2 separate regions of the Homo sapiens genome follow, and region 1 is linked to region 2. Evidence: read pairs that join two places in POLR2A ChIA-PET (ENCODE). Cell type or tissue: GM12878. All regions are shown on one strand. Links, peaks and the distances in the headings refer to the core of each region. The heading gives the core; the rest is flanking DNA. Region 1 holds the start of STAT5A (signal transducer and activator of transcription 5A). Region 2 has its middle 12 kb from the start of EIF1.

The links. ChIA-PET counts read pairs that join two places held together with the same protein. Peaks named below come from ENCODE experiments on the same cell type or tissue, not always from the same donor. Only the 100,000 strongest peaks of a DNase experiment are listed, where the experiment ranks them.
Region 1: POLR2A ChIA-PET joins it to region 2 with 7 read pairs; 2 of 35 experiments call an interaction of 5 or more read pairs at or near these places.

The regions. Positions count from the first base shown.
Region 1 is chr17:42,285,286-42,289,667 of GRCh38, forward strand. STAT5A (signal transducer and activator of transcription 5A) reads left to right here and starts at 3,213. Exons shown (of 19, transcript NM_001288718.2): 1 at 3,213-3,313; 2 at 4,117-4,254. The coding sequence starts at 4,127. It also overlaps a transcript of STAT5B not described here. RefSeq lists enhancers at 1,927-1,986, 2,270-2,770, 4,217-4,276 and silencers at 2,787-2,866, 2,887-3,566. In GM12878, for the core only: no CTCF peak of the experiment used is centred there; a DNase peak (open chromatin) is centred at 2,466; H3K4me3 peaks cover 3,299 bases; H3K27ac peaks cover 2,271 bases.
Region 2 is chr17:41,674,201-41,678,582 of GRCh38, forward strand. No RefSeq gene overlaps it. Among named protein-coding and RNA genes, the nearest start is that of EIF1, 12 kb to the right of the region's middle. In GM12878, for the core only: no CTCF peak of the experiment used is centred there; a DNase peak (open chromatin) is centred at 2,411; H3K4me3 peaks cover 1,163 bases; H3K27ac peaks cover 1,807 bases.

The DNA of each region.
Region 1 (4,382 bases), core at 290-4,289, 610 kb after region 2:
TTCACCATGTTGGTCAGACTGGTCTCAAACTCCTGGCCTCAAGTGATCCTCCCACCTCAGCCTCCCAGAGTGCTGGGATTACAGGCGTGAGCCACTGCACCTAGCCTGGGGAATATATTTCTGTAAGATTTCTAAAATCCTTCCTCACTCCCCATCTAATACTGTGACTTGGATTTGGGGGTGAAGAGCAGTTAGGGGCAAGGAGGCCAGCCTCGGACCGCAGCTCAGTCAGACCCTTGACAGTTTCTGATCTTCCTGAACCCCCATCCCGTGGCCTCAGTTTTCTCCTCCACAGCCTGGTTCCCCAAAATCACCAGGGCACTTTGTGGTGGGAAATCACCCACACAAGGGGACAAACAAGGGGACTGAAAGCAAAAAGAAACCCCAAATTTGACATTTCTGGGTAGTTGTGTTATCTGGAGCCACGACTACAGTCACCTCTTCCCAACCCAACTCTGACACCCTTCCCTCTACTCCCTTGGGTGCCCTTTGCCCATCCTGGGAAAGTTCCATAGCTCCTCCTCCTCCCCACTGCATCTCAAAGGGAGAACAGGCCTGAAGAAATGGAGAGAAACCCAGACAGAATCAGAGAACCAGATGGAGACCTAAGGAGACAAGGGAGAGACACAGAGAGAATAAAAGCCAGAGTGGGGGCCGGGCATGGTAGCTGATGCCTGTAATTCCAGCACTTTGGGAGGCCGAGGCGGGTGGATCACCTGAGGTCGGGAGTTCGAGACCAGCCTGACCAACATGGAGAAACACCGCCTCTACTAAAAATACAAAATTAGAAATACAAAATTAGCCAGGAGTGGTGGCACATGCCTGTAATCCCAGCTACTCGGGAGGCTGAGGTAGGAGAATCGCTTGAACCTTGGAGGTGGAGGTTGCTGTGAGCCAAGATCGCGCCATTGCACTCCAGTCTGGGCAACGAGAGCGAAACTCCATCTCAAAAAAAAAAAAAAAAAAAAAACCCAGAAGGGGAAATGTGCAATGAAAGACACAGATATTCGGGGCCTTACAGTCAGAGACCAAATGAGGGATGGTCAACCAAGGGCACAGCCACTGGGCACAGGGTCAGGGTGGGAGGCACGGGAGGGCTCTGAAAACACAGCCACACACCCTTTTAGGCCCATCCTTCCCATTCTGTACTCTGGCACCTCAATGCTAGCTTTTTAGGACCTAGGACTACCCACACTAAAGCCAAGCCCGGCCCAACCAAGACAGATGTTTGGTGGGTGGGGCTGCCTGCTGGAGCAACAGGCCTCTGCAGGCCCTGGAGGAGAAGTCTAGAGAGGTGGCTGCCTGGAAGAGAGCAGGCAGGACCCCCTCTCTTAAGCAGGCACCCCCACCCCATCAGGTGCCCAGATGTCAGTGCATGGCAAGGGTGGCCCTCTGCCCTCCAGACCTGGGTGAGAGGACTTGAAAACCTGAGGAATCTGCTCCCATCAACTGACTTCCACACCTGCCTGAAGGGAACTGCTGGAGGGCACAGGTGCCAAGTGGGACCCACCCAAATGTGGCAATGGGTTTGTATCCAGCCACCGACAGGCTGCATGACGGTGGCAAAGTCACTTCCCCTCTCTGGCCTTTGTTTTTCCACTTGTAAAATCATCTTTATGGTCACTTCCAGCTGTGGCACTTGGCTTTCATTCCAGTTGACCCCCTAGCTCTGTGTCTGACCCTCCCCTGCCAAATCCATTGCTCAGAGTGGGAAAGGAGAGGAGAGGGACTATACTTCCTCCTCCCTGGGGCCCCCTGCAGAGCATCTGGGAAGCAAGGCTTCCCTACATCCTCCATGCACCCCCTTAGAGTTTTCAATTCCTTTCCTCGTGATCCTGCCAACTAAGACACTGTGACCACACAGAGAAGGTGGGGAGAACGCAGACATTTTGGCTTCTGCAGCTTTGAAGTTCTTTTTTTTTTTTTCCTCTGAAGTTAAAAGAATGAAACTGGGAGAGGTAGTAAGGGGCAAGAAAGGAGAGTGGAAATGGAGAGAAAAGGGCAGCTCTGAGAAGCAGCTGGGGAGGGAGGCAGATGAGAATGCACCCCCCCCAACAGAACATGCAGTCTTGGCCCAGCTGTGCTGTGAGTGGGCAGCTGGGCTGGCCCCTCCTCTGGTGCTGCCAACCCGCTGCCAGGCAGAGGGGAGGCCCAGAGGAGAGGGAAGCTGGGCAAAGGGGATGGAAGGCGTCCAGCCCGACCTTACCAAACCCCTTGGGCCTCGTGGGAAGGGGCCTCTTGGAGAGGGGGACTGAGGCTCTAGACAGGATATTCACTGCTGTGGCAAGGCCTGTAGAGAGTTTCGAAGTTAGGAGGACTCAAGACGGTCCCTCCCTGGACTTTTCTGAAGGTAGAACCAGCCTCATAAGTAACTAGGCTGGGTGAACGGGGGCGCTGGCTAGTTTATGGATCACAGTCGGCTGGTGAGGCCACGTGCCTACTGTGTGGCCCTGGGTGGCCCCGGGCAAGCCCCTTTCCCTCTCAGGACTTCCATTTCTTACCTGCAAAATTGTGGAGAGGGGGAGGGCTGAAACACATGACTGCCAAGATTCTTTCCAGTTCCTCCGTCAGGGTTGAGTTTAGATGGCCGGAGTAAAAGAAGGAGGGAGGTGCTGCGGTGGTGGGGGTGATCTTGGCTTCACTAGAATCCCCAGTTCTTCCCCTCTCTACAGTTTTGTCTCTGAGGTCACAAAACCTGTGGCCCCCAAGACACACATGCGCACACACGCGCGTGCACACACACACCCCACACATTTATTTTTTAATCTAGGGGCTCAAAAGATGACACGCGCCAGAGCTGGAAGGCGTCGCCAATTGGTCCACTTTTCCCTCCTCCCTTTTTGCGGATGAGAAAACTGAGGCCCAGGTTTGGGATTTCCAGAGCCCGGGATTTCCCGGCAACGCCCGACAACCACATTCCCCCGGCTATTCTGACCCGCCCCGGTTCCGGGACGCTCCCTGGGAGCCGCCGCCGAGGGCCTGCTGGGACTCCCGGGGGACCCCGCCGTCGGGGCAGCCCCCACGCCCGGCGCCGCCCGCCGGGAACGGCCGCCGCTGTTGCGCACTTGCAGGGGAGCCGGCGACTGAGGGCGAGGCAGGGAGGGAGCAAGCGGGGCTGGGAGGGCTGCTGGCGCGGGCTCGCGCGCTGTGTATGGTCTATCGCAGGCAGCTGACCTTTGAGGAGGAAATCGCTGCTCTCCGCTCCTTCCTGTAGTAACAGCCGCCGCTGCCGCCGCCGCCAGGAACCCCGGCCGGGAGCGAGAGCCGCGGGGCGCAGAGCCGGCCCGGCTGCCGGACGGTGCGGCCCCACCAGGTGGGTGACCCGGTGGCGCGTCCTCGGCGGCGCGCCGAGAGGGGACACTCTACTGCCGCCCCGGCACCTCCGGCACCCGGAGCTCGACGGCCGGGCGCAGCGCGGGGATCAGTCCCCGGCACTGCGAGGGAGTTGGCCCAGCGCAGACGAGGGACGGGGGGACGTGGGGACAGGGGTCGGGGATGAAAGGCAGAGGCCAGGGAGGGCGCCGTCCTGGCACGCCTCGGAGAGGGAGCACCTGTCGGGCTGGACCCGGGGAGGCACTAGTGCACAGATGGGGGAGCAGCCGAAGAGGGGAGCGCCCAAGTCCTCAGCCCTGTCTCCTGAACAGCCCCAGCCACGTGCCCGAAAAGCCCTAGCCGTCGAGTGGGAGCCGTCGTGGCGCTGGCCTAACTTCGGGTTGGAATATCTCCCCTTCCCAGAAACCGGGCCCGAGGTGGGCTGGGGGATCCTTGCAGCCCTCTCCAGGGGGCCTGTGGGCCTCCCGCCGTCAAGTTTCTCTTTCAGTTTCTGGCCGTCCCCCTCACTAGGGAAGCTCCGGTGGGGCGAGGGGAGAGGAAGACGGGGAGGGCACCTGCCTCTGCAGAGCACCTTCCCCTCCCCTTCAGCGGGTTCCTTGTTGGAGGGGATGGGCGGCCCTCCACTCCTCACCATCTCTGTTCCCGCACAGGAAAGCTATCTGTGGGAGGGGAGGGGCCTGGCCTGGCCGCGGTCCAGGGATAGGTAGGCATGGCAAGGCCAGGGGCAGGCCCGGTTCCTTGGCCTCTGCAGAGGAGAGCGCTTCAGCGCTCGGCTCGCCCTAGGTGAACGGCCATGGCGGGCTGGATCCAGGCCCAGCAGCTGCAGGGAGACGCGCTGCGCCAGATGCAGGTGCTGTACGGCCAGCACTTCCCCATCGAGGTCCGGCACTACTTGGCCCAGTGGATTGAGAGCCAGCCATGGTAGGCACGTCCCGCCCTGCCCCTCCTCAGAGGGTCCCTACCATCCAGGCCCTTTGGCCTCTAGTTTTACTCATGGTGGTTTGGTGTGACTCTGGTCCTGCCTGTCCTTCTTTGTGCGGAAGGGGTGG
Region 2 (4,382 bases), core at 215-4,214:
CAGGATGGTCTCAAACTCCTGACCTTAGGTGATCTGCCCGCCTCAGCCTCCCAAAGTGCTGGGATTACAGGCGTGAGCCACCGTGCCCGGCCTTGTTTCTTAAGGTATTGGTACATCAGGACATTTCCTGGGTCTGTTCATTAAACACGATTAACTTGTTTGTTCCCTTAACTGTAAATTTTTTTGTTAAAAAAAATCAGTTCAAAATAATCCTTATGCTGAAGAAGTATATTTGGGGCAGCATATTCCGGTCTATGGTCATATTTTGGGGTGGCATATTCTGATCTCCTACAATTTAAAGGTATAATTTAAAAATAAAAATAAAAATTTCAGCCAGATGCAGTGGCTCACACCTGTAATCCCTGCACTTTGGGAGGCCAATGTGGGCAGATCACTTGAGGCCAGGAGTTCAAGACCAGCCTGGCCAACATGACAAAACCCTGTCTTTACAAAAAATAACAAAATTTAGCCAGGTGTGGTGGCGCACGCCTGTAAACCTAACTACTCAGGAGGCTGAGGCAGGAGAATCACTTGAACCCGGGAGGCAGAGGTTGCAGTGAACCGAGATCACACCACTGCACTCCAGCCTGGGTTACAGAACAAGACTCCATCTCAAAAAAAAAAAAAAAGAAAGAAGGAAAATTTTGGATGTTTCTAACCCCTCCTGCTCTCTAGAGGTTCTATAAACCTGCAACCCTCTTTTTTTTTCCCCAGTACTGAAATAGGTCTTGGCTGTACACATTTGGGGGCAAGCAGGGAGCAGGGATAAACTGACCTGCAAAACCAGAGACAGAAAAGTTGAAGGTCTGCAACTGGGAGGGGATCAAAGGAGGAGATGAAGGAGCCAACAAAACAGGTTCTAGATGGGAGAAAGCAACCCCCATAGAGAGGTCAAGAGGGATCTAAGCAAGTTAAGACTTTTGAGATATGGGGTGTGTGTGCATTTGTGTGTGTGTGTGTGTGTGTAAATGCCCTCCCCCACCTCTTTCAGGGGTCACTGAGTAAAGTTTACATCACTCACACTGAAGCTGTCCTCACAAGTTTGACAAAAACTCTGGATAGGAATACAGGTATAATTAAGCATTAATCGGGCTGCTCTTTGGCCCAGTTCCTTGTAACCTAAAATCACCTAACACTCAGTACTGAACATCTGCATTTCCATGTTCCTACAGATAGGATCTCTGACATTAGAATCATGAGACTTCTGTTTAAGAATTGCTGAAGATGGCCAGGTGTGTTGGCTCATGTCTATAATCCCAGCACTTTGGGAGGCCGAGGTGGGTGGATCACCTGAGGTCAGGAGTTTGAGACCAGCCTGGCCAACACAGAGAAACCCCATCTCTACAAAAATACAAAAATTAGTTGGGCATGGTGGTGCATGCCTGTAATCCCAGCTACTAGAGAGGCTGAGGCAGGAGAATTGCTGGAACCCGGGAGGCGGAGGTTGTAGTGAGCCCAGATTGCATCATTGCACTCCAGCCTGGGTGACAGAGTGAGAATCTGTCTCAAAAAAAAAAAAAAAAAAAAAAAATTGCTGAAGATGTTTCTCCAATCCTGAATTCCAATGGAACAGCTGATGCCAACCAGTTTGAAGGTTCCCACGGAGTAATCAAATTAGCATAAGAATGCAGTTTCTTCATTTCCCTGTAGGTGAATTCACCTTGCACCAATCAATGATCAGTTCCCTCCAAAACCCTTAAAATTCCTAGCCCCAAACTCCTCAGGGAGATGGATTTGAGGTTTCCTCTGGTCTCCTCATTCAGCAGCCCTACAATTAAGCCTCTTTCTCTGCTACAACCCAGTATCTCAGTTACTGGCTTTCCATATGCACATCGAGCAATAAACCTACTACGGTTATAACTTGTGTTTTAAGTGAAAATGAATTCTTTGGGGAGACTGTGAAGAGCTGCCGAGGACTGCACACAGACTGACACAGCACAGAGCAAAGGGAGCCTCAAAGAATTTGGTGTCTTCATAAATCTACACAAAACCAGATGGAAAGAGGCCAGAATGGGTCCTGGTCATCTCTGGGTGGTGACTGATTTAACAGGTGATTTTTTGGTTGCTTTGCGACTTTTTAATTTTTTATGCAACAGGCATTGCGATATTGAGATATGATATGAAAAGTTGTTTGATATTGGTCCCCAGTTCCTGGCACAGAGCCCTAATGTAATATAATAAATTAATATTTGTCTTTTGTCCCCAGCTCTTGAAATATCCCTGGAGCAACAAAAGTTAAAGGAACATCTTTTGTTATCAAAACAAGCCTGTTTCAACCACACAGGAGTTTAAGTTAATGAGTGACTTTTGGAAAGCCCCTAAGGAGGGGGGCTGGATGCCAGGGGAACCAAGCATGTGATTAGAGAAGTAGAACTTTCAGCCCCACCTCCTGGCCTCTGGGGAGGGAAGAGAGGCTTGAGATTGAGTTTAATCACCAAGGGCCAATGATGTAATCAACCATGCCTACATAATGGAAGCACCATAAAAACCCAAAGGACCCATCAAGGTGTTGGGAGGATGGTGCACCCGAAAGCACGTCAAAGCTCCCCACACTTCTCCACACCTCACCCTGTGCGTCTCCTCCATCCTGCCAGGTTTGTTTTGTTGTTGTTGTTGTTGTTGTTGTTTGTTTTGTTGTTGTTGTTAAGAAGGAGTCTGGCTCTGTTGCCAGGCTGGAATGCAGTGGAGCAATCTTGGCTCACTGCAACCTCTGCCTCCCGGGTTCAAGCGATTCTCCTGCCTCAGCCTCCCAACTAGCTGGGACTACAGGCACCCGCCACCACACCCGGCTAATTTTTGTATTTTTAGTAGAGACAGGGTTTCATCATGTTGGCCAGGATGGCCTTGATCTCCTGACCTTGTGATCCACCCGCCTAAGCTCCCAAAGTGCTGGGATTACAGGCGTGAGCCACCGCGCCCTGCCTGTTTTGAGTTTTGTTTTGTTTTGTTTTTTGAGACAGCGTCTCACTCTGTCTCCCAGGCTGGAATGCAGTGGTGCGATCTCAGCTCAGTGTAACCTCTGCCTCCCAGGTTCAAGCAATTCTCCTGCCTCAGCCCGTTGCTGGGATTACAAATTGCTGGGATTACAAGTGCCCACCACCACACCTGGCTCATTGTTGTAGTTTTAGTAGAAACAGGGTTTCACTGTTTTGGCCAGGTTGGTCTTGAACTCCTGACCTCAAGTGGTCTGCCCGCCTCGGCCTCTCAAAGTGCTGGTATTGTAGCAATGAGCCACTGCACCCAGCCATCTGCTGTTTTTTAGTTGTATTCTTTTATAATAAGCTGTCAGCCTGGTAACTCAACTGTTTTCCTGAGTTCTGTGAGCCATTCTAGCAAACTATCAAATCCAAGGAGGGGTTGTGGGAACTCCTGATTTATAACCATTGGCCAGAAGCACGTGAAGCGCAGACTTGTGGCTGGCATTGCAGTGGGACAGTCTTAAGGAATTGGAGGCTGCAGTGAGCTATGATCACACCACTGCACTCCAGCCTGGGCAACAGAGCAAGACCCTGTCTCTAAAAGTAGATAGATAGATAGATAGATAGATAGATAGATAGATAGATAGACAGACAGATAGATAAAATTTTAAAATGAAGTGGGGTAGTATTGTAGAGTTAAGCCATTAACCTGTATAGTCTTGCAATAGGAGTTCCACAGGACTGGTTTTGCAAGGTACAGGTCACGAAGACCCCTCTGATAAAACGAGATGTGGTAAAGAAGCCAGCCAAAACCAAGATGGTAATGAAAGCGACCTCTGGACTGGGCGCGGTGGCTCACGCCTGTAATCCCAACATTTCGGGAGGCTGAGGCAGGCATATCACGAGGTCAGGAGATCAACACCATCCTCACTAACACGGTGAAACCCCATCTCTACTAAAAATACAAAAAATTAGCTGGGCCTGGTGGCACGTGCCTGTAGTCCCAGCTACTTGGGAGGCTGAGGCAGGAGAATCGCTTGAACCTGGGAGGCAGAGGTTGCAGTGAGCTGAGATCGTGCCACTGCACTCCAGCCTGGGCGACAGAGCAAGACTCTGTCTCAAAAAAAAAAAAAAAAAAAAAAAACAAAAAGAAAGCAACCCAACCTCTGGTGTCCTTACTGCTTATTATATGCTAATTATAATGTATCAGCCTCGTGGTCAGCAACCCATTTTTGGGTCCCCTCTCACTGTCGAGAGCTTTTCTGTCCCTCAATAAATTCTATTCTGCCTTACTCACTCTCTGCTGTCCATGTACCTCATTTTTCTCAGTCATGGGACAACAATTCGGAACTCATTGAACTACGGGGGTAAAAGAGCATAAAAACTTCTTAGTAATTTTCCACCAATCTCCCTACCCTGTTCCTTGGCTATAAATCCCCAATTTTCCCTATTGTAGAGAGAGTG